Linked DNA regions of Homo sapiens: region 1 is linked to region 2. Evidence: read pairs that join two places in POLR2A ChIA-PET (ENCODE). Cell type or tissue: Panc1. All regions are shown on one strand. Links, peaks and the distances in the headings refer to the core of each region. The heading gives the core; the rest is flanking DNA.

Region 1 (11,008 bases), core at 1,463-9,462, 68 kb before region 2:
TGGTCTCAAGCTCCTGACCTCGTGATCTGCCTGCCTCGGCCTCTCATAGTGCTGGGATTACAGGCGTGAGCCACCGCCCCCGGCCCAAGTAAATATTTTGTAGCCATTAAAATATGGAATGGTTAATAAGGTGTATGATCTCAACTATGTAAAAACTATATAGAGGAGAAAAATACATTGAGGTGGTTTTCTGGATAATGGTAATAGGGTGCTCTTTAGTACCTTCTCCCAACTATGCTTTATTTTCCGAGTTTTTAAGACAATGAACAAGTATTTTTTTGTATCAGAAAAAAACATTATTTTTTAAAAGGTATTATGGTAGACACTGTTGGTTGCCTGTCCAGTTAGCCATTCTCCACTTCTTTATTACTAATTGAACTCTGATTTTGTTCAAGGGAACATGTCCCCAAGCCCAATTCCAAGTAGTATCTGATTGAACTAAGCCAATTAGTGCACATTGTCTGTCTGGATATGTGACCTGAGTTGACCTTATCAGTTCAGTTGAAAGTACTTTATTCCATGCTTACAACAAATTGGTGTGTCTGTCTGTCTCTCGCCGGACTGGGCAAGGATGTTTATAGCCCTGATTGCCATTAGCAGCATACTGTAACTCTAAGGGAAAAACCCTTAAGATAAAGCCAATGCTGAAGACAAGAAAAGTCCAAAGAGAAATAGAGAAACTAGGTCCTCAATGATATAAATAAGCCACTTAATCATACCATATCTCCAATTTCTGGACATCTGGAAAAATATCTTAGTCATGCAACTGCTATAACAAAATATCATAGACTGGGTGGGTTATAAACAACCGAAATTTATTTCTCACAGTTGTATAGGCTGGGAAGTCCAAAATCAAGACACCTACAGATTTGGTTTCTAGTGAGGGCTCATTTCCTCATAGGTTGCACCTTCTACATGTATCTTCATATGGTGGAAGTCACAAACGAGCTCCCTTAGGCCTCTTTTAAAGGTTATTAATCTCATTCATGACCTAATCACCTCCCAAAGACCTCACTTCCTCATAACATCACCTTGGGGTTAGGATTGCAGTATATGAATTTGGGGGAGACATAAACTTTCAGATCATAGCAGGAAATAAATAGCCATTATAAGCTAGCTTGTGAAAAGCATCCTAACTGGATATAAGTATAGACACAATGACTGTAACCATATGAAAACATATCTGCCTATAGTAAGAAATTAGAAAGTGTCATACACAAATAAAATAGTTGTGCTAGAATTATTGGTGATTTAAAACATTTAGTTTTCATATTTATGCAGCCAAAAGACACATGAAAAAATGCTCATCATCACTGGCCATCAGAGAAATGCAAATCAAAACCACAGTGAGATACCATCTCACACCAGTTAGAATGGCTATCATTAAAAAGTCAGGAATCAACACGTGCTGGAGAGGATGTGGAGAAATAGGAACACTTTTACACTGTTGGTGGGACTGTAAACTAGTTCAACCATTGTGGAAGTCAGTGTGGCAATTCCTCAGGGATCTAGAACTAGAAATATCATTTGACCCAGCCATCCCATTACTGGGTATATACCCAAAGGATTATAAATCATGCTGCTATAAAGACACATGCACGCATATGTTTATTGTGGCACTATTCACAATAGCAAAGACTTGGAACCAAGCCAAATGTCCAACAATGATAGACTGGATTAAGAAAATGTGGCATATATACACCATGGAATACTATGCAGCCATAAAAAATGATGAGTTCATGTCCTTTGTAGGGACATGGATGAAGCTGGAAACCATCGTTCTCAGCAAACTATCACAAGGACAAAAAACCAAACACTGCCTGTTCTCACTCATAGGTGGGAATTGAACAATGAGAACACATGGACACAGGAAGGGGAACATCACACCCCGGGGCCTGTTGTGGGGTGGGGGAGGGGGGAGGGATAGCATTAGGAGATATACCTAATGCTAAATGGTGAGTTAATGGGTGCAGCACACCAACATGGCACATGTATACATATGTAACTAACCTGCACATTGTGCACATGTACCCTAAAACTTAAAGTATAATAAAAAGAGAAAATGTTTCTTTAAAAAAAAAATTTAGTTTTTTTGAATAGTTAATACATACTTAAGGTATAGCTTTCAAAGGATATACAATTAAATTAAATTAAATTAGTCCCCCTTCCTACGCCTGTGCCCTGTAGCCCTGCCACCCTGTATACCTTCCCAGAGGCAACTACTATTACCAGTTTCTTTTGAATTTTGAGATATGCCATGCATTTACAAAAAGTACTGGTTTTCTTTGCTTTCTTCTTTTTTAGGGGAGGAATGTGAGTGTGTGTGTGTTTGTGTATTACCTAACCATCTCAGCATTCATAGAAAGCTGCCTCATTACTTTTTAATAGCAACATTAAATTCTGAATAGAAATGGAAACTGTGGGAAACCTTAAGGTCTGAGTCACTTGGGAAGCTGTCTGTTTCAGGGCCGGCATAACACATCAGGTTTCACAGTAGCCTGGAAAAAACCGTCCACTGGACTATGACACTTCCTCCCATCTCATGCTCGGCAGGTAACGTTACGATAGTTAACGATGCCTCCTGGGGACTTTGACATCAAGAAGGAGATGCCTACAAAGGGGCAAAGAGTAAATTACTCTCAAAGTGATTGAAGAATTAATGTATGATATATATCACTTCTTATTCGTTTGGGTTGCTTGAACTGGTCCTGGAGGGCCTACCCAAAGTGTGGGAACCCAGCACAATGAAAGCCAAGACCATAGACTAGCTAAGCCCAACTGTGAAGTGTGAGTTTGGTGGCCAGATGGTCTCTTCCTTTCGCTTCTCTGATTTTTCTCTTGCAAGAGACAGCCCTGAAGTATTCTACTTCAGAAGCATTTGTGTTTCCTCTCCAGGAAGATTCTGCCTTCTATGACAATTATACAGAATACAGACCAACTGACTGTACATTAACTAACTGATTCCAAATGTTACTTTATTCCCCTGCCCCGGAATTGTAGCAGTTGTTCTGAAGTGCACAAAACAAGATGTAACCCAATCCAACACAATTAGCCATAAGAAATCTGAACTTCTGTACAAACAAAAATGGAAACTTGTTAGCTCTGGGAAAAATCCTGTGTCCCAGTGTTACCTCTCTTTATCTCTTTATGCTCACAATTCTCAGGAAGCCTCAGTCTAGACATCCATCAGGAGACTATGGGCTCTAATGAGAAAGGTAAACTGAGCACATTCTATGTGCACTGTACTGTGCTGGCTGTTTCCTTACTTGAGCTCACTTAATCCTCACAATATGAATTGCAATTAATCCTATTTCACTGAACAGGAAACTAAAGATCAAAATTTAAGTGGCTTGCCTAAGGTCACAGAATAAACAACAAAACAGGACATGAACTAGACAGAGTCAGCTCTGACTCCAAAAGTATTTTTTTAACCATATCATATTGCATCTCATTTATTTATTTGCTATTAAACTCTTTTCATTTATTTATTAATTACATCAAACACAGATGAGACCAAAACTAATTTAAAACTAGATACGGCTAGGCGCGGTGGCTCACACCTGTAATCCTAGCACTTTAGGAGGCCAAGGTGGGTGGATTGCCTGAGCTCAGGAGTTCGAGACCAGCCTGGGCAACACGGTGATACCCCATCTCTACTAAAATACAAAAAATTAGCCAGGTGTGGTGGAGTGCGCCTGTAGTCCCAGCTATTCAGGATGCTGGGGCAGGAGAATTGCTTGAACCTGGGAGGCAGAGGTTGCCGTGAACCGAGATTGCACCACTGCACTCCAGCCTGAACGACAGAGGGAGACTCCATCTCCAAAAAAAAAAAAAAACAGCTGGATACACTGGGCCACTTTTCTTTAGATGCTATCAGGCAGAGCAAAACAGTTCCTCCCAGGAACACACACATTAGCAATCTATATGATGCCACTATGCCACTATGTGTAAACACATTTACATATAGTGATTCTTTTTAAGTTTACACAATAGGCTGAATTAATTATTTAAATCACTATTAAAGATAGTCAAAAAGATTCTGGATGTGCAAATCAAATGTAGTTTATTTTTTTCAATCTCTTAGAATCTCTAAAAATCAAATTTATAATTAATGTCTCTTAGTAGCTTAGTAGAGCAAAAAGGAATGTTAGGAAATACAAAATAAACACAAAGTCTTGGTGACCTCTAAAACGCGATCTTTATTCCTGCACCTAGATGATGACAGATTACAAACGTGTATTTCTACTCTTTAATTACGAGACCAGTTCCAATACTACACAATAGGTGCTCTACCTAAAAGACAATAAAAGTTTCAACGCAAAAAGAGGATTTTAAATAATTCAACTAAAAAATCCCATGTTCTTCATTGGTTAGTGTGTAAAAGAATTCCCATCAGAAAAGTAGTATATTTCTTTCTATCTCTGATAAATGAAGCCCCTTCTGTTTCAGGTAATAATGAGCTATTTTACTCCAAAAGAACAATTCTCTATTATGGAACACTTCTAAGGTGATATGGTTCCTGAAACAACACTGTGTATAGCAACAGCACTTTCATGGACTTAACACAAAAATGTAAACTTTGAAAAACAGGAGGTCACTATTCATACTGAGAAATAGCAGACAAATGACTGCAGCATTCCTTAAAAGACAATCCCCTTCAACCCTGCCTGCTAGTGAGTTTAAACATGATTACATTTATAAAATTTGATTTAGTTACAAAATGTCAAGAACATGTCCAGTATGTTAAATAAGCCAGTTAGTTTAAATTTTTTTTTTTTTTTTTTTTTTGAGATGGAGTCTCACTCTGTCGCCCAGGCTGGAGTGCAGTGGCGTGATCTCTGCTCAGCACAAGTTCTGCCTCCCAGGTTCGCACCATTCTCCTGCCTCAGCCTCCCGAGTAGCTGGGACTACAGGCACCCGCCACCACGCCTGGCTAATTTTTTGTATTTTTAGTAGAGATGGGGTTTCATCGTGTTAGCCAGGATGGTCTCGATCTCCTGAGCTCGTGATCCGCCCACCTTGGCCTCCCAAAGTGTTGGGATTACAGGCATGAGCCACTGTGCCCAGCCAGTTAGTTTAAATTTTAAAGCAAACATCCATAAATGTCCAACTATTATCTATGTAACTGATATTCTCAAAATGCTTTTGCCACATATCATTACAATAATCTTCGCAACAGTTCTACAGGTGCAAGCCACAGCATCTGGCTCATAGGTGAGATCTTCATTGGGTTAAATGGCTGTTTGGATTACAAAACAGGGCACTGTGTATGACAGTGAAATTTGTTTTACACTCATACTAACAAATACATGGCTCCAGTCCTCATCAGAGAACCTTCTGTATGAAAGGCTAACATTTCACTCCATAACAACTCAGAAAGTGTAAGTTGTGGAGAACCCCAGGGGTCAACTGATCTAATCTCATGTGATACAGGAATCCCCTGTAAATCACTGCACATCACAGAATATGGATTTTAGAGTTGACAAAGCTGAACTCAAATCCTGCTTCTGCCTCTTCTTAGCAAATTACTTCATGTCTGCAATGATGGTTGTAAAACATCGCAGGTGCCCTCAGTGCTATGGTCCATCTGCTTCCCTTTCCAGATTTTTCACCATCCTGCCTATGCTCCTGAATACACACTCAAGCTAGAAACACAGAGCCCCAAACTTAGGACAGTGATCTGGCCGGCCACTGCCTAGCAAGACTATCATCTCAGGAAACCCAGACCATGAAGGCGAGTACCTTCTAAGAGCCAGCACTGCAGCTGATCACCAAATTGGCTAGCTTTTGTGCCTTTTGCACTTGCTTTAGTGCCAACAGGATAAAACTGTCAAGGACAAAATCTAAATGTTTATTTAGGTGGGGATGAGTCAGGAAGTAGACTGTATTTTACTGGGCTCAGGGCCAACAACCTCATTCAGTGGCCTCCAAAACTAAACACTTTGTTGAGGGAGAAGAGAAATCGCTTCACAAGAGGTATAGAAAGGACTGGAATCTCCGCTTACAGAGCTGTGGACTGCCCAGAGCTTACAGCAGGGTCAGCAAATTTTTTCTGTAAAAGGTCAAATAGTAAATATGTTAGCTTTTACAGGCCGTATGGTCTCTGTGGCAACTACTCAACTCTGTGATTGTAGCATGAAAGCAACTATAGACAATACCTAAACAAATGAGCGTGGGTGTGCTTCAATCAGATCTTACATACAAAAGCAGGCAACAGGCCAGCTTTGGTCCACAGGCTGTAGTCTGGGGACTCCTAGTTTAGAGTACTGTTACTGGCACATCACAGGCACACAATAAATATCAAGTATATGATTCAATGTACAGTGGCAAGAGAACAAACTGCCATGCTAAAATCATTTCAACCTAAAAAATAATTCAGTTTTCCCTATCTTTTATTGTTACTGATTACAGTGATGGTATTCAGGTGAACACTCTGCCATTTGGAATATCATTTAGGCTTAGCCTGTGCAGCTAATGCAGCTTCTTCACACCACACAGCCATCTTTGACATATTTCAACTTGTTAACGATTCATGTTCTGCAGCCCTTTTGGCTGATGCTATCACTGCAAAGCAGTGATATGTGTGAGTCCATTCATTACGGTAACAAGCTTTCACTCAAGCTTTGTTTCTTGCAGTATCTATCATTTCTAGTGTGATCTCCTCCACTGATTTTTAAAAATCCAGTCAACAGTAGGATTTTCTTGTTGAACTGTGAAGGCCTGTGCTAGGTAGGGACTTTGTGAATCATCCCTGCTTGGGTCCCAGAGCTACTGGGGGGCCCATCACTGGAGTGGCTGGTGAGACCCTCCAGGGCATGAGAGTTGCTATGGGCCTCTGTGTGGCTTCTAGAGGCTTCCCAGGGGCACAAAGACTAAGTGACCCAGGTGGAAGCTCAGGAGGCTCACGCTGGACACATGCTGCACACTCTGGCTCTCCTGTGGCTGCAGCTGCACCCACCTACCCAGCATTCTCCCCACGACCTGTCCAGCCCAAGCCCACGGCACTCCCAGGGGAGCCCAGGACACCCTCAACTTTTTATTGGATTACTAGAGTATCAGACCACCCATTTATCTCTCAGTTCCTCACTCCCACCCCTGCACCCAGCAAGTCACCAAGTCCCCCAGGTGAGTAAACTGGAGCTAACAGCAGTTGGTACTTATGGCATATACTGGATTTGGCTCACTCACTCGTGGTATTCCTATCTTCATCTACTGTATCTTCCTAGACTACATAAGCTGCAAAGTTAAAAACTGCATTTCTCAGATTCCCTTGAGCTAGGTTCCAGACATGATTTATTATCAGTCAATCAAACACATTCGCATGAGTTTTGCATAGGGAATAATGTTAAGTGGGAAGAAAGGCAGAATGCAAGACATGGTTCTGGAGCCAGCAGCTTTATTGGTAGCATCCTGACTCAATAGGCAGCTTTCCTGATCATAGCAGGAACATCAGCCTCCTTGGTGGCCCACTCATTGTGTGGCTCTGGAAATCATTCCTGGATATTCCACCTAGTCTGTTTCTTTAGCCTTCCCAACAACTCTGTGAGCCATGTAACATTCTGTAATAAATTTCTTTCTGCTTAAATTAGTTAAAAGCCTCTTTTGTTTTCTGCAAATGAACCCTGAGCAATAAACTTGACTAAGATCAAACAACTACAAGTCATGTGTTGTTTAACGATGGAGATACATTCTGAGACATACACTGTTATGTGATTTTGTCTCACAAACATCATAGAGTATATTTACACAAATCTAAATGGTATAGCCTACTACACACCTAGGCTATATGGTATAGTCTGTTGCTCCTAGGCTACAAATCTGTACAGCATGTTACTGTACTAAAGACTGTAGGCAACTGTAACACTGGTTACAATGGTAAATATTGGTAAATATGGTAAACAATGGTAAATATCTGTATATCTAAACATCAAAAAGGTACAGTAAAAATATAATCATGGGACCACCACAACGTTGTTATTCAGTGCATGACTGTATTAGCTCAGACGTTAAACAAAATGAGTCTGCCCTCAAAGCTCCATTCACTCAATCACTATACTACACCACTGCAGTTCTGGGAGGCTGTTCTCCCTCAGGTCTCCCAGCTCTTCTAATGTCTGCTGAAGTTGGAACTGTCTTCTGCACATGGACTACGAAACTGACATGCTCAGTTATCATTTCATACTAGCTAAAGGATCTTCTCCTTTGTGAAGCATCCCTCACCACCACTACCGTGATGGGTCGGGGACTTTCATCTGTTTTTCCACAGCATCTATGCTTCTCTTCACTGTATCATTTATCAAATTGATGATTTCTGGGTCCTGTAATAAACAGTGAGTACCTTAAGAACAAATGTCATTTCTTATTTCTCTCTACCCTCAGCAACTGGCTTATTAGAATAAACAAATAGTTAATGCTGCTAAGTGAATGAATGACCTAATATAATGGGAAAACATAACTTGGAGGATGGTTCAGTTGGCTGGCTTTATAACATGTTAAGATGCAATAATGGACAGGAAAGCATGAACAAAGTACAAAGCGCTGTTATCCACCATCATAAGTCTTTGTCTATATCCATCTTGTCTACATGGGCTCTCTAAGGGCAGAATCCTAGCTAGCTGATCTGTATCTAGCACAGAGCTTGTTTCTTAGTGTATGGAATGAAATCATCCACTAAAAATTATTAATTGAATGTGGCTGGTACCAAATACTCTTCCGGGCAGATCAAAAGAGATCTCAACTAAGATACAAATTATATAATATAATATTTTTCCTTCTTTCTTTTTTTTTTTTGAGATGGAGTCTCACTCTGTTGCCCAGACTGGAGTGCAGTGGCGCAATCCTGGCTCACTGCAAGCTCTGCCTCCCGAGTTCAAGCGATCCTTGTGCCTCAATCTCCCAAGTAGCTGGGATTACAGGCGCGTGCCACCACACCTGGCTAATTTTTGTATTTTTAGTAGAGATGGGGTTTCACTCAACGGGGCTGGTCTTGAACTCCTAGCCTCAAGTGATCCTCCCGCCTCAGTCTCCCAAAGTGCTGGGATTACAGGCATGAGCCACTGCACCTGGCCGATATAATATTTTTCTCTTTTAAGAGCAAACAATAAAGAATTTAAACTCATTTGCTTTTAGCAAAAGCAGTACTGTTTGCTCCTCAAAGATATAATTTTTTAATCTTTTAAGAGCAAACAATACTGCTTTTGCTAAAAGCAAATGAGTTTAAATTTTTTTCATATCATTCAGGCCATTTTGAGGAAGGTCTGGCAGAGCCTTTTGGTTGTTCCCCAATATCTTTCTCCCATTCTTCCTGAGTATTAGAGTCATCGCATGTAAACCAGGCATTAGTCACCCAGAATAAAGACTGCATGTCCTCGCTCCTTGAAGTGAGAGATGGCCATGTGACTTAAGTTCTAGTCAATGGAATGCAAGTAAAATTAGAGTGTACAACTTTTGGGAAGTGTCTTTAAACAAACCACAGGGTGGAGATGATACCTTTCTCTTCCTGTTTCCTTTTCCCCACAGGATGGAATACAGGGGGCACAGTTAGATCTGAATTGTTAAGCAGAGGCTGCTTGATGCAGAAGATGAAGACAGAAGAAAGAATGAGCCTAGGCCGGGCACAGTGGCTCACGCCTGTAATTCCAGCACTTTGGGAGGCCGAGGCGGGAGGATCACTTGAGCTCAGGAGTTTGAGACCAGCCTGGCCACCATGGTGAAACCTCGACTCTACAAAAAAAAAAAAGCCAAAATTAGCCAGGTGTGGTGGCATATGCCTGTGGTCCCAGCTACTTGGGAGGCTGAAGTGGGAGAATCACTTGCAGTGAGCTGATATTATGCCACTGCACTCCAGCCTGGGTGACAGGGTGAGACCCTGTCTCAAAAAAAAAAAAAAAAAAAAAAAAGAGCAAGCCTAGATCCCTGATGGTCATCTCAGCCCTGTCCTGCCTATGAGAAAGAATTAAACTTTGCTCCTGTTTTAGCCACTGTTACTTTGCATTTTGGTCACTCATCCTAATATATAAAATTAAAAAACTAAAAACAGGTTCTTTGTAACTATTTCTGTTGTGTACTAATCATCAATCGAGTCATGAATATAAAGAGCTCTTTTAAAAAATATGTTCAAACCACAATCTAATCCAAATATAAACAGACCATAAAACCGTGTGTGAATGTAGACCAATAAAGTCAGAATATCAAGCCTAGTAACCAACACCAGAATTCAGAACAGTCAAGCTGAGTGTAACAGCACTAACTCTGTCAGATGAAGGGATGATTACCCTACCTGATGGTGAATTCCAGCAGCTCCTGGGCTCCCTGAGGGTCCAAGTGCTGAAGACTATACACTCTTTCAAGGCTCTGCTGCAGGAACTGCTGGGAAGGATCCTCTTGAGGTATGATGCTGGGAGAAACAGCTGATGACACCAGTTTTCTACCTGGTAACTAAGCAGAGTGGGATTACAGAGTCATTAAGTTTGGTGGCTCAGCTTTTGGTAACACACACACAAACACATAAAAGCACATTAAAAACGTGAGCTAAACAAAACAAAGGGGAAAAAAGGCTAGGATATTCTATAAATAACATTTCTCCCCTTCCTCAGCAACATTGGGAGTTAAAGAGAAAGAGACAAAATGCAAACATGGTCTACCCAATACAGCCACAGCTGCCAGGAGAAAAACAGAAAGATATAATATTTTCTATTGCTAACTGAAATAAATGGGCCAACCCTAGGAAGGAGACTAAAAATTGAACTGTTGTTACATTTTTTTTTTTAGACAGAGTTTCACTCTTGTTGCCCAGAGTGCAATGGTACCATCTCGGCTCACTGCAACCTCCGCCTCCCAGGTTCAAGCGATTCTCTTGCCTCAGCCTCCTGAGTAGCTGGGATTAGAGGTGGCCGCCCCCACACCCAGCTAATTTTGTATTTTTAGTAGAGACAGGGTTTCTCCATGTTGGTCAGGCTGGTCTCGAACTCCTGACCACAGGTGATCTGCCTGCCTCGGCCACCCAGAG
Region 2 (11,008 bases), core at 1,876-9,875:
AATGCTAGAATAATGCAGTGAAACTAGGAACTCTCATATACTGCTTGTGGGCATATAAACTGGAACACTTTGGAAAGCAATTTGACAAAAAGTATTAAGAGCCTTAGCTGGGCACAGTAGTTCACACACGTAATCTCGGGCAACATAGCAAGACCTTCGTCTTTTTTTCAAAAAAATAAACAACACAGCCTTTAAAAAAGTCTAGGCCAGGCACTGTGGCTCATGCCTGTGATCCCAGCACTTCAGGAGGTCAAAGTTGGAGGAACACTTGAGCCCAGGAGTTCGAGACCAGCCTAGGCAACACAATGAGACCCTGACTCTATTCTTCTCAGGGATCTAGAACTAGAAATACCATTTGACCCAGCAATCCCATTACTGGGTATATACCCAAAGGATTATAAATCATGATGCTATAAAGACACATGCACATGTATGTTTATTGTGGCACTATTCACAATAGCAAAGACTTGGAACCAACCCAAATGTCCAACAATGATAGACTGGATTAAGAAAATATGGCACATATACACCATGGAATCCTATGCAGCCATAAAAAATGATGAGTTCATGTCCTTTGTAGGGACATGGATGAAGCTGGAAACCATCATTCTCAGCAAACTATTGCAAGGACAAAAAACCAAACACCACATGTTCTCACTCATAGGTGGGACCTGAACAATGAGAACACATGGACACAGGAAGGGGAACATCACACACCAGGGCCTGTTGTGGGGTGGGGGAAGGGGGGAGGGATAGCATTTGGAGATATACCTAATGTTAAATTACGAGTTGATGGGTACAGCACACCAACATGGCACATGTATACATATGTAACTAACCTGCACGTTGTGCACATGTACCCTAAAACTTAAAGTATAATAAAAAAGAAATAAAAAGAATAAAATAAAATAAAAATAAAAATAAATAAATTCTAAATGTTTTCAATTAGTAATTTAGTAATTCTATTTTGATAGTCTGTGTTTCAGAAATAATTTTAAATACGGAAAATATTTTAGACTAACAATATGCCCTGCAGTATTATTTCCAATTAAATAAATGGCTACAATGTAAATTCAGTAATAGGTGAATAGTTAGGTAAAAAGTATGGTTTAATTATTGGACACAATATCACACAGCTATTACAAATTATATTTATAAAACACATACAAGAAAAATACTTATGTTAGCAAAAAAGGAGCAAAATTATATCACAATATCACACAGCCATTACAAATTATGTTTATAAAACACATACAAGAAAAATACTTATGTTAGCAAAAAAGGAGCAAAATTATATGATTACAGCAATGTATTTAAAGAAAAAAAATGGCAAATGATTTGCATACAGAAAAAAAATCAGAAAGCCATATATCAAAAGACAAATAATGATTCCCTTTGGGTACTGAATTATGAATGCATTTTTCTTTACAGTTTTCAGTATCTTTCCGAATTTTCTATGAGTACAAATTATTATAATAAAAAATATATTTAAGTATATAATATAAAATCTTATAGTTAAAAATATATTTAAAGCAGATTTAAGAAACAGTTACTGCAGATATCACAACCCATTCATTATGACAACTCTCAGAAGCAAACTTCACAGATATATATTTCCTCTCACAGGGGAGACGTACTTACTCTCCCACACACATAATCCCTAGTTTTTTCCATTTAAGCTGTTTTTTTTGTTTTTTTGTTTTTTTTTTTAAAGACAGAGTCTCACTCTATCACCCAGACTGGAGTGCAGTGGCTCAATCTCCACTCACATAACCTCCGTCTTGCAGGTTCAAGCGATTCTCCTGCCTCAGCCTCCCTAGTAGCTGGGATTACAGGCAGGCATCACCGTGCCCGGCTAATTTTTTTTGTATTTTTAGTAGAGATGGGGTTTCACCATGTTGGTCAGGCTGGTTTCAAACTCCTGATGTCAAATGATCCGCCCACCTCTGCCTCCCAAAGTGCTGGGATTATAGGTGTGAGCCACCGCACCTGGCCCTATTTAAGCTTTTAGTATTGTACTTGTCAAAGTGTTTTTGGTTTTATGTATGCCTGTTGTTTTAAGATAAATCAAGTAATCTTTCCTGCATCTCTGAGATAGCTTTCTAATTTCAAGAATATAATACTCTAACACAATTCAAATGCATTTGACTTTTTTATATTCTCAAAGTTATCAAAAAGATCCAAAGTAAAATCAATTCTACAGGGTTCTAGGGGTTGCTGTGTATACACAAAGAGGCTAATTAACCTCCAAATTAAATCAAAAGGCACAATTAATGTATTAATACATGTATTTAAAAATCAGAAAAAAAGAACGTACAAAACTTTTCCCATACATTTACTTGTGTATAGTTGGTCTGTTTATTGAAGCAACAAGGCATAATAAAAACAAAACAAGTTTGGGGTCAGAAAAAATACAGTTTATACCCTGGTACTGCAACCTCCTAGCTGTGCAAACTTAGACAAATCAGACTCCATAAATCTTAATTTTCACCTTTGTAAAAGAGAAATAACGGTACTTACTTGAAGGATTGTGAGGACCAAATGAAAAACTGAATACAAAGCACCATAACAAGCAGAGTGCATTATTAGGCACAATATACACAGTAACTATGTACTGTAATTATTTTCATTTGTTTTGAAAGGATGACGAAATACACTTTATAACAAGTGTACTTAACTTTATTCCTAATCCAACACCAAGAGATGAAAAAAATAAGGCAGCTCCTAAAACCATTAATGGTCCTTAGCAGTCCTCAGTTACCAGTTTAGGATGGATCTGAATAGATTTTATACTCTTACCTTGCAGGCCACATCAACTAATCGCATTTGGATAGCTTGATTCTCTGGTAGCTTAGTGCCAATTGCAAGCAAAGTATCCAGCAGTTGAGCTAGGACTTGATGAGACTCTAGAGAGGGAGATAGAAAGTTGGCTTGTAGAATTTCGAAAGGGGTAACTATATAAACTAATTTACTTGGGTAAAGAATGTAGATTGGCTAGGCGCAGTGACTCACAACTGTAATCCCAGCACTTTGAGAAGCCTAGGCAGGAGAATCCCTTGAGCCCAGGAGTTCAAGACGAGCCTGGGCAACATAGGGAGACTCCGTTTCTACAAAAATAAATCTGAAAAAATGAGTCAGCCAGGTGGTGTGCGCCCAGAGTCTCAGCTACTTAGGAGGCCGAGGTAGGAGGACTGCTTGAGCCTCAGAGATCAAGGCAGCAGTGAGCCGTAATCGCGCCACAGCACTCCAGCCTGGGCAACAGAGCGAGACCCAGTCCTAAAAAAACAGAAAAAAAAACAGACTTTTGTCAACTGGGTTCTACTGTGTGATCCTTCATGCCCTCAACTAAAAGCTAAGTTCCTAAAGGGATCATGTTTAAATGTCTGAGTCCTCCACGGGATAGAGTACAGTTCTATATACATAGTGTGCTCCAAAAATGTTTAGTGCTTGACTGATTCAAGAGTTTTTTCACACTAAGAAACAGAAAAAAAAAAAAAAGGCCAGGCACGGTGGTGGCTTATGCCTGTAATCCCAGCACTTTGGGAGGCTGAGGCGGGCAGATCATGAGGTCAGGAATTCGAGACCAGCCTGACCAACATGGTGAAACACCATCTCTACTAAAAACACAAAAAATAGCCAGGCATGGTGGCACGTGCCTGTAATCCCAGCTACTCAGGAGGCTGAGGCAGGAGAATCGCTTGAACCCGGGAGGCGGAGGTTGCAGTGAGCCGAGATCGCTCCACTGCACTCCAGCCTAGGCGACAGAGCAAGACTCCATCTCAAAAAAAAAAAAAAAAAGAAGAAACAGAAAAAAAAAAAAGTTTTCCATTGCCTTCAAGATAAAGTCCAAATATCCTAGAAGGCATATAATACATACATACCAGGCCTTCCATGTTGTCTACCCTTGCCTATCTTTCTAGCTTCATCTTTTTCAGGTCTCCTTTAACACTCTTTTTTCCAACTACTTATAATTACATGCCCCCTATCTTTGCTCAGGCTAACTTCTCTAAGTAGAATGCCTTCCCCCACACCTGACTCCATTCTTGACCCCACTCCCCACTGAACACCTAGTTATCCTTAAAATGTCACCTCTCATGTAGCTACCATAAGAATTTTCCATGGGAAAAAATGATACTTCTGTACTGAAGCAATGCTATTGTTTTGGTGCTTGTATTTATTTTTTTATTTTAATTTATTTTTTGAGACAGCGTCTCGCTCTGTCACCCAGGCTGAAATGCAGTGGCATGATCATGGCTCACTGCAGCCTCAATCTCCTAGGCCCAAGAAGTCCTCACATTTTAGCCTCCCAAGCAGCTGGGATAAAGGTGTGAGCAACCATGTTTGGCTAATTTTTTAATATTTTGTAGAGACAAGATCTAATTATGTTGCCCAGACTGGTCTCAAATTCCTGGGCTCAAGGGATCCTCCCACCTCGACCTCCCAAAGTTTTGGTATTACAGGCCTAGCCTAACCTGTGCCTAGCCTGTTTTAGTGCTTTTAAAAATGTGTCTTGGCCGGGCACAGTGGCTCACGCCTGTAATTCCAGCACTTTGGGAGGCTGAAGTGGGTGGATCACAAGGTCAGGAGATCAAGACCATCATGGCTAACATGGTGAAACCCTGTCTCTACTAAAAATACAAAAAAAATCAGCCAGGGCGTGGTGGCAGGCACCTGTAGTCCCAGCTACTTGGGAGGCTGAGGCAGGAGAATGACGTGAACCCGGGAGGCAGAGCTTGCAGTGAGCCGAGATCGTGCCACTGCACTCCAGCCTGGGAGACAGAGCGAGACTCCGTTAAAAAAAAAAAAAGTTTCTTGATGGAACGAGTACTGTATGTTCAGTTACAGGTTTCAGTGTAAGCTGAAATAATCCTTTTAGAAAGCAATAGGGTAATATATAGCAAGGGTCATTAACATGTTTGGACTTCTGGACTCCAGCCTGGAGTCAGGCTGCTCAATATATCAAGGCCCTGCCTCAAAACAAAAAACAAACAAGCAAAAAAAAAAAAAAAAAAAGGGACAATAATGTCTATATCATATGTAAACTACCTCAAATATATGGTAGGTACCTGGCCAATAAATGACAGCTATTAAGAGATAAAACTGTATTTCTACTCTAATGTAAATATGTATATATGGTTTCATTAAATTATCCTCAAATTCCTCTTCAATAACAATCAACACAACAAAATTTTGTCCTAAATTCTATACAAAAAGAACTAAATATTTCTGCTCTGACTATAGAGCTTTTAAATTGCAACTTACTTTCATTCTGCAGGATGTTGATGGCATCATCCATAATGCAGTCTGGTGAAAATCCTGCTGTCTTTGATAATAAACCCAACAATGATGCAATTTTCAGTCTCACAGATGGATCATTCTCCTGGAAAAAAAGAAGCAATTGTCACTTTGATGCTTTACACTTAGCTAACCAACAAACAGGAACATGGAAAACTAACATCCCAAAAGAGATTCAATGATCCAAGTATTCTATGGCATCATTTCTGAAAAATTAATTTTATATACTTCTGGAGAGACAGCTTTCTTTTATTTATTTATTTATTTATTTATTTATTTATTTATTTTTGAGATGGAGTTTTAATCTGTTGCCCAGCCTGGAGTGCAGTGCGTGATCTTGGCTCAATGCAACCTCTGCCGGGGAGACAGCTTTCTCAGTTGATACATTACATCCAAATACTGCAAAGTGAATGAGAACTTTTCTATGCCATTCTGATGTCATTATCTTCTAATAAAAAACGTGCCACTGGCATTAAAAGCACCTGACCTCCACTGAGTAGTCATGTTAGACACAAGTCAGAGCAACTTGCACCAACAACTGGGTATACAACATTGCTGCCAGTACCACTGCTTTTGGAGTCCCTGGAAAGTGAGTGTTGCAGCTACCACTGCTATCACCAGAAAGAATCTTTCATTCTACCTGTCTTTTTTTTTTTTTTTTTTTGAAACAGGGTCTCACTGTCTCCCAGGTCAGAGTGCAGTGGCGCCATCATGGCTAACTAGAGCCTTGACCTCCTGAGCTCAAGTGAACCTCCAACCTCAGCCTCCCAAGTAGCTGGGACTACAGATACATGCTACCACACCTGGCTACTTTTTTTTAATTTTTAGTAGAGATGAGCTTTTGCTTTGTTGCCCAAGTTGGTCTCAAACTCCTGAGCTCAAGCAATCCTCCTGCCTTGGCTTCCCAAAATGCTGGAATTACAGGTGTGAGCCACCACGCTCAGCCCTACCTGCTTTTTTGAATCACCAGATCCTGATTAGAAGTCTGGAGGAGGCAAGTGTGACTGTCTGAGTGTAAGTCTTGTGCCTGGGCCCCAGCTGCAGGGGAGACTGACAAAGAAATAGTCTGGCTGTTTTAGCTTAGAGAGAGGGAGGTGGTCTCTAATGGGCACCAAAATTCCTGTGGTGAGAAATTTCCTCCAAAGACAAACAGGAATGCTCTCTTGTTCACTGCCATATCTCAAGAATATAGCACAATACCTGACACTGAAAAGATCAATAAATATATGTGAAATGAGAGGAAAAAAAGTACCTAACCAGTGCTGAGAATAGATCATCTTTCTATACTAAAGACAAAATTACTTAAGTGTATGCTCAAAGGATAAGGTGCTTTTCAAATAAGACCAACTCCCTGCCTCCTATATTCAGTTTCTAAGGAGGTCACCAGGCACAATAAGGAGGCCTAAAGCAGGAGAAGGGGCAATAGATACAGCGTTGGAAGATCTAAAATCCTGGCATGCTATGCCACTTATTATGCACATAACTTTAGAAAAGTCACTTTCTTGGGAACTTACCTTAAGGTGTGAAGTGAAGCAGAAAGAGAAAGGGCTTTGAAATTAGCCAGATGTAGGTGTGAAGCCTGGATTCACTACACAACAGCTGTATGTCTTAAACAATTAACCTCTCTGAGCCTTATCTGTGAAATGGGGGTAATAACCTCAGAGGGCTACTGAGAGGAAAATTACTAGCACAAAAATGGGCATATAGTAAGCAGTCAAATAACAGTTCCTTGATCTTTATTATTTTCTTCCTTCTACTAAGTTTGGGTTTAGTTTGCTGTTTTTCTAGTTTTGTTTTGTTAAATAATAGAGACAGGGTCTCACTATGTTGCCGGTTTGGTTTTGAACTCCTGGGCTCCTGCCTAGGCCTCCCAAAGTGCTGGGATTACACGTGTGAGTCACCATGCCCCAGTCTTCTTCTAGTTCTTTAAGTTGTAAAGTTAGATTCTTGATTTGAAATTAGTAACAGAATATATTAACAATTCCAAAACTGAACAAGAGAAACAACCCAAATCAAAACTGGGCAAAGAACTTGAATAGACATTTCTCCAAAGAAGATATACAAATGGCCAAATAAACACATGAAAAGAGGCTCAACATCACTAATCATTACAGAAATGCAAATCAAAACTACAATGAGACACCATCTCATACTCGTTAAGATGGCTACTATCAAAAAACAGAAAACAAGTGTTGGCGAGGATGTAGAGAAATTAGAATCTTTGTGACCTGCTGGTGGGGATGTAAAACAGCAAAGCCACTGTGGAAAACAGTATGATGGAAATCGCTTCTGGGCCTTTTGGCTAAGATCAAGTGTAGGAAAACAGTATGGTGGCTCCTCAAAAAATTAATAATAGAATTACATATGATCCAGCAATTCCACTTTTGGGTATATACTCAAAAAAATTTAAAGCAGGGTCTTGAAGAAATATTTGGACAAATATGTTCATAGCAGCATTATTCACAACAGCTAAAATGTGGAAGCAATGCAAGTATCCATTGGCAAATGAAAAGATAAGCAAAATATGGTATATACACATAATGGAATATTATTTAGCCTTAAAAAAGAAGGAAATTCTGACATAGCCTAACACATGGATAAACCTAGAGGATATTATGCTAAGTGAAAAAAGCCAGGCACAAAAAGACAAATACTTTATAATTCCACTTATATGAGGTACTTAGAGCAGTTGAAATCACGGAGACAAAATGTAGAATGAGACCGGGCACAGTGGCTCACATCTGTAATCCCAACACCTTGGGAGGCCAAGGCAGGCAGATCACCCTACGTCAGGAAGTTTGAGACCAGACTGACCAACATGGCAAAACCCTGTCTCTACCAAAAATACAAAAATTAGGCAGGCATGGTGGTGCACGCCTATAGTCCCAGCTACTCGGGAGGCCGAGGCAGGAGAATCACTTGAACACAGGAGGCAGAAGTTGCAGTGAGCTGAGATCACGCCACTGCACTCCAGCCTGGGTGACAGAGTGAGACTCTGTGTCAAAAAATGAAAAAAAAAAAAAGGTAGATGGTGGTTGCCAGGGGCTGGAGGTGGGGGTGATGGAGGATTACTGTTTAATGGGGAAAGAGTTTCAGTTTTACAAGATGAAAAGAGTTCTGGAGATGGATGGTGGTGATGGCTGCATAACAATATGAATGTACTTAACACACATGAACTGCACACTTAAAATGGTTAAGATAATAAATTTTAATTGTTACCACAATTAAGAAATGATTAGCCAGGCATGGTGGCACATGCCTATAGTTCCAGCTACTTAGGAGGCTGAGGTGAGAGGATTGCATAAGCCTGGGAGGTGGAGGTTTCAGTGAACCATGATAGCACCACTGCACTCCAGCCTGGAGTGAGACCTTGTTAGGAAAAAAAAGGGAAAAAAGGGGGGGAAAAGAAAATAAATGTAAATGAAAAAAAAAAAAAAGCAGATAAGAGAGCATCTGACCTAGTGACATTCCTTATCCATTTGGATACTTTACTCAAGTTCTTTTACTTTCTGAAATAATCCCTTAGCACTCCTTCTACTATGACACATAAATGATCTCCTTCACACCTGAGCTAAAAACAGAATTACCTCCAGGGAAGCCTTCTCTAATAATTGTTTCTTCTGACCATTAAAACTGTCTTGGTTCAGGCTTTCATCACCTTTCCCCAAACTTACAGTCTTCTAATTGGTCACTCTAACTCCAGTCCATCCAATTCCTTTATCCTCCATACTTCCCCTCAGAGTGACATTTCTAAAACAAAAACTGACAAGGTAGAATACAAGGCCCTTTAGAATCAGATGCCTTCCAAATCTTCTGGTCTTATCTCTTGATGAGCTCCCAACCTAAAATCTGCACCAGCCAAACTAGCTGCATTTCTTCTAATGTGATAGCCTGTCTCACATCTCCATGCCCATGTTCACGGTTGCTCACAACTAAAATGTCTTTCCCCCTGTCTTCCAACTGGCCAAAATCTATTTCTAGGACTTTTCTCAAGCATCGCTACCACTCTATAATGCATTTCTGGATCCCTGCTTCCAATAATTAATCGCCCCCTTCTTTGAGGCCATATCATAACCTACCCCAGATTTCATAAGACCTGAAACACTGTATTGTTATTAATTCATTTCTTATTTACTCAAGACTCAGATCAGGGATTACATCATCTACATCTCTATTACCAACATGAAGCACAAAGCCTGGCACAGAGTAAGTATTCAGACATGCTGAGCAAATGAAAAAATAAGCAAATGGAAAACTTTAGCACTTACTATCTACATACTACATATATGGTCTGCCGACTACACTGCTAGCCCCTAAAGGACAAAGAACATATCTCACAGCTCTGCATCCTCCATAGCTACTAGCACAGTAGCATAAGTGAAGAATCAATCATGTGAAATAAGTTCAGATACTAATGCCTGATCACAAAAAAAAAGTAGGAAAAAGCAGAAGCCAGAGTAGTTTTATCCACTAAAATATTAACATAAAATACCACATTTCTGGATAGAACAGAAGAAAGGGTAAAAAACACTATGGTCAACAATCTAGAACTGGGTCCATCTGGCATCCCTCCTCATTTCCTTAGGAGCTAGGGTCCACTTGATTAATGCATGCAGCATGGACTGGTTAAAGTGCTTGAGATCTGACATCAGAACACCTGAGTTAAATTTTGCTTTTAGACATGACAAAAGATTATGTTTTTTAAGAGTCTTCGCCACATTTATGCAGCCAACAGACACATGAAAAAATGCTCACCATCACTGGTCATCAGAGAAATGCAAATCAAAACCACAATGAGATACCATCTCACATCAGTTAGAATGGCAATCATTAAAAAGTCAGGCAACAACAGATGCTGGAGAGGATGTGGAGAAATAGGAACACTTTTACACTGTTGGGAGTGTAAATTAGTTCAACCATTGTGGAAGAGAGTGCGGCAATTCCTCAAGGATCTAGAACTAGAAATACCATTTGACCCAGCAATCCCATTACTGGGTATATACCCAAAGGATTATAAATCATGCTACTATAAAGATACATGTGCACGTATGTTTATTGCGGCACTATTCACAAGAGCAAAGACTTGGAAGTAACCCAAATGTCCACCAACGATAGACTGGATTAAGAAAATGTGGCACATATACACCATGGAATACTATGCAGCCATAAAAAAGGATGCGTTCATGTCCTTCGCAGGGAAATGGATGAAGCTGAAAACCATCCTTCTCAGCAAACTATCACAAGGACAGAAAACCAAACACCGCATGTTCTCACTCATAGGTGGGAATTGAACAGTGAGAACACTTGGACACAGGGCGGGAAACATCACACACCGGGGCCTGTTGGGGAGTGGGGGGCTGGGGGAGGGATAGCATTAGGAGAAATACCTAAAGTAAATGATGAGTTAATGGGTGCAGCAAGCCAACATGGCACATGTATACACATGTAACAAACCTGCACGTTGTGCACATGTGCCCTAGAACCTAAAGTATAATAATAAAAAAAGAGTCTTCACCACTTAAAGATATAAATCAAAATTTATGATTAAAATAATATGATGCCAGGAATTTATTTTCATAAGAATCTGGTGGAGAAGGTGAGGGTAAAGAAGTAGAAGTGGATTGGGGAAGAGGGAAAATGAAACAAGTTTGGCCACAAAATGATAATTTTTGAAGCCAGGTAATGGGTACATGGGAATTAATTAAACTATTCT

The links. Peaks named below come from ENCODE experiments on the same cell type or tissue, not always from the same donor. Only the 100,000 strongest peaks of a DNase experiment are listed, where the experiment ranks them.
Region 1: POLR2A ChIA-PET joins it to region 2 with 12 read pairs; 8 of 35 experiments call an interaction of 5 or more read pairs at or near these places.

What each region holds. Positions count from the first base shown.
Region 1 is chr11:77,908,542-77,919,549 of GRCh38, forward strand. It overlaps INTS4 (integrator complex subunit 4), which reads right to left. Exons shown (of 23, transcript NM_033547.4): 15 at 10,280-10,437. Among named protein-coding and RNA genes, the nearest start is that of INTS4, 81 kb to the right of the region's middle. In Panc1, for the core only: no CTCF peak of the experiment used is centred there; a DNase peak (open chromatin) is centred at 5,887; H3K27ac peaks cover 270 bases.
Region 2 is chr11:77,976,197-77,987,204 of GRCh38, forward strand. INTS4 (integrator complex subunit 4) reads right to left here. Exons shown (of 23, transcript NM_033547.4): 3 at 5,263-5,380; 4 at 2,800-2,906. Among named protein-coding and RNA genes, the nearest start is that of INTS4, 13 kb to the right of the region's middle. In Panc1, for the core only: no CTCF peak of the experiment used is centred there; no DNase peak of the experiment used is centred there.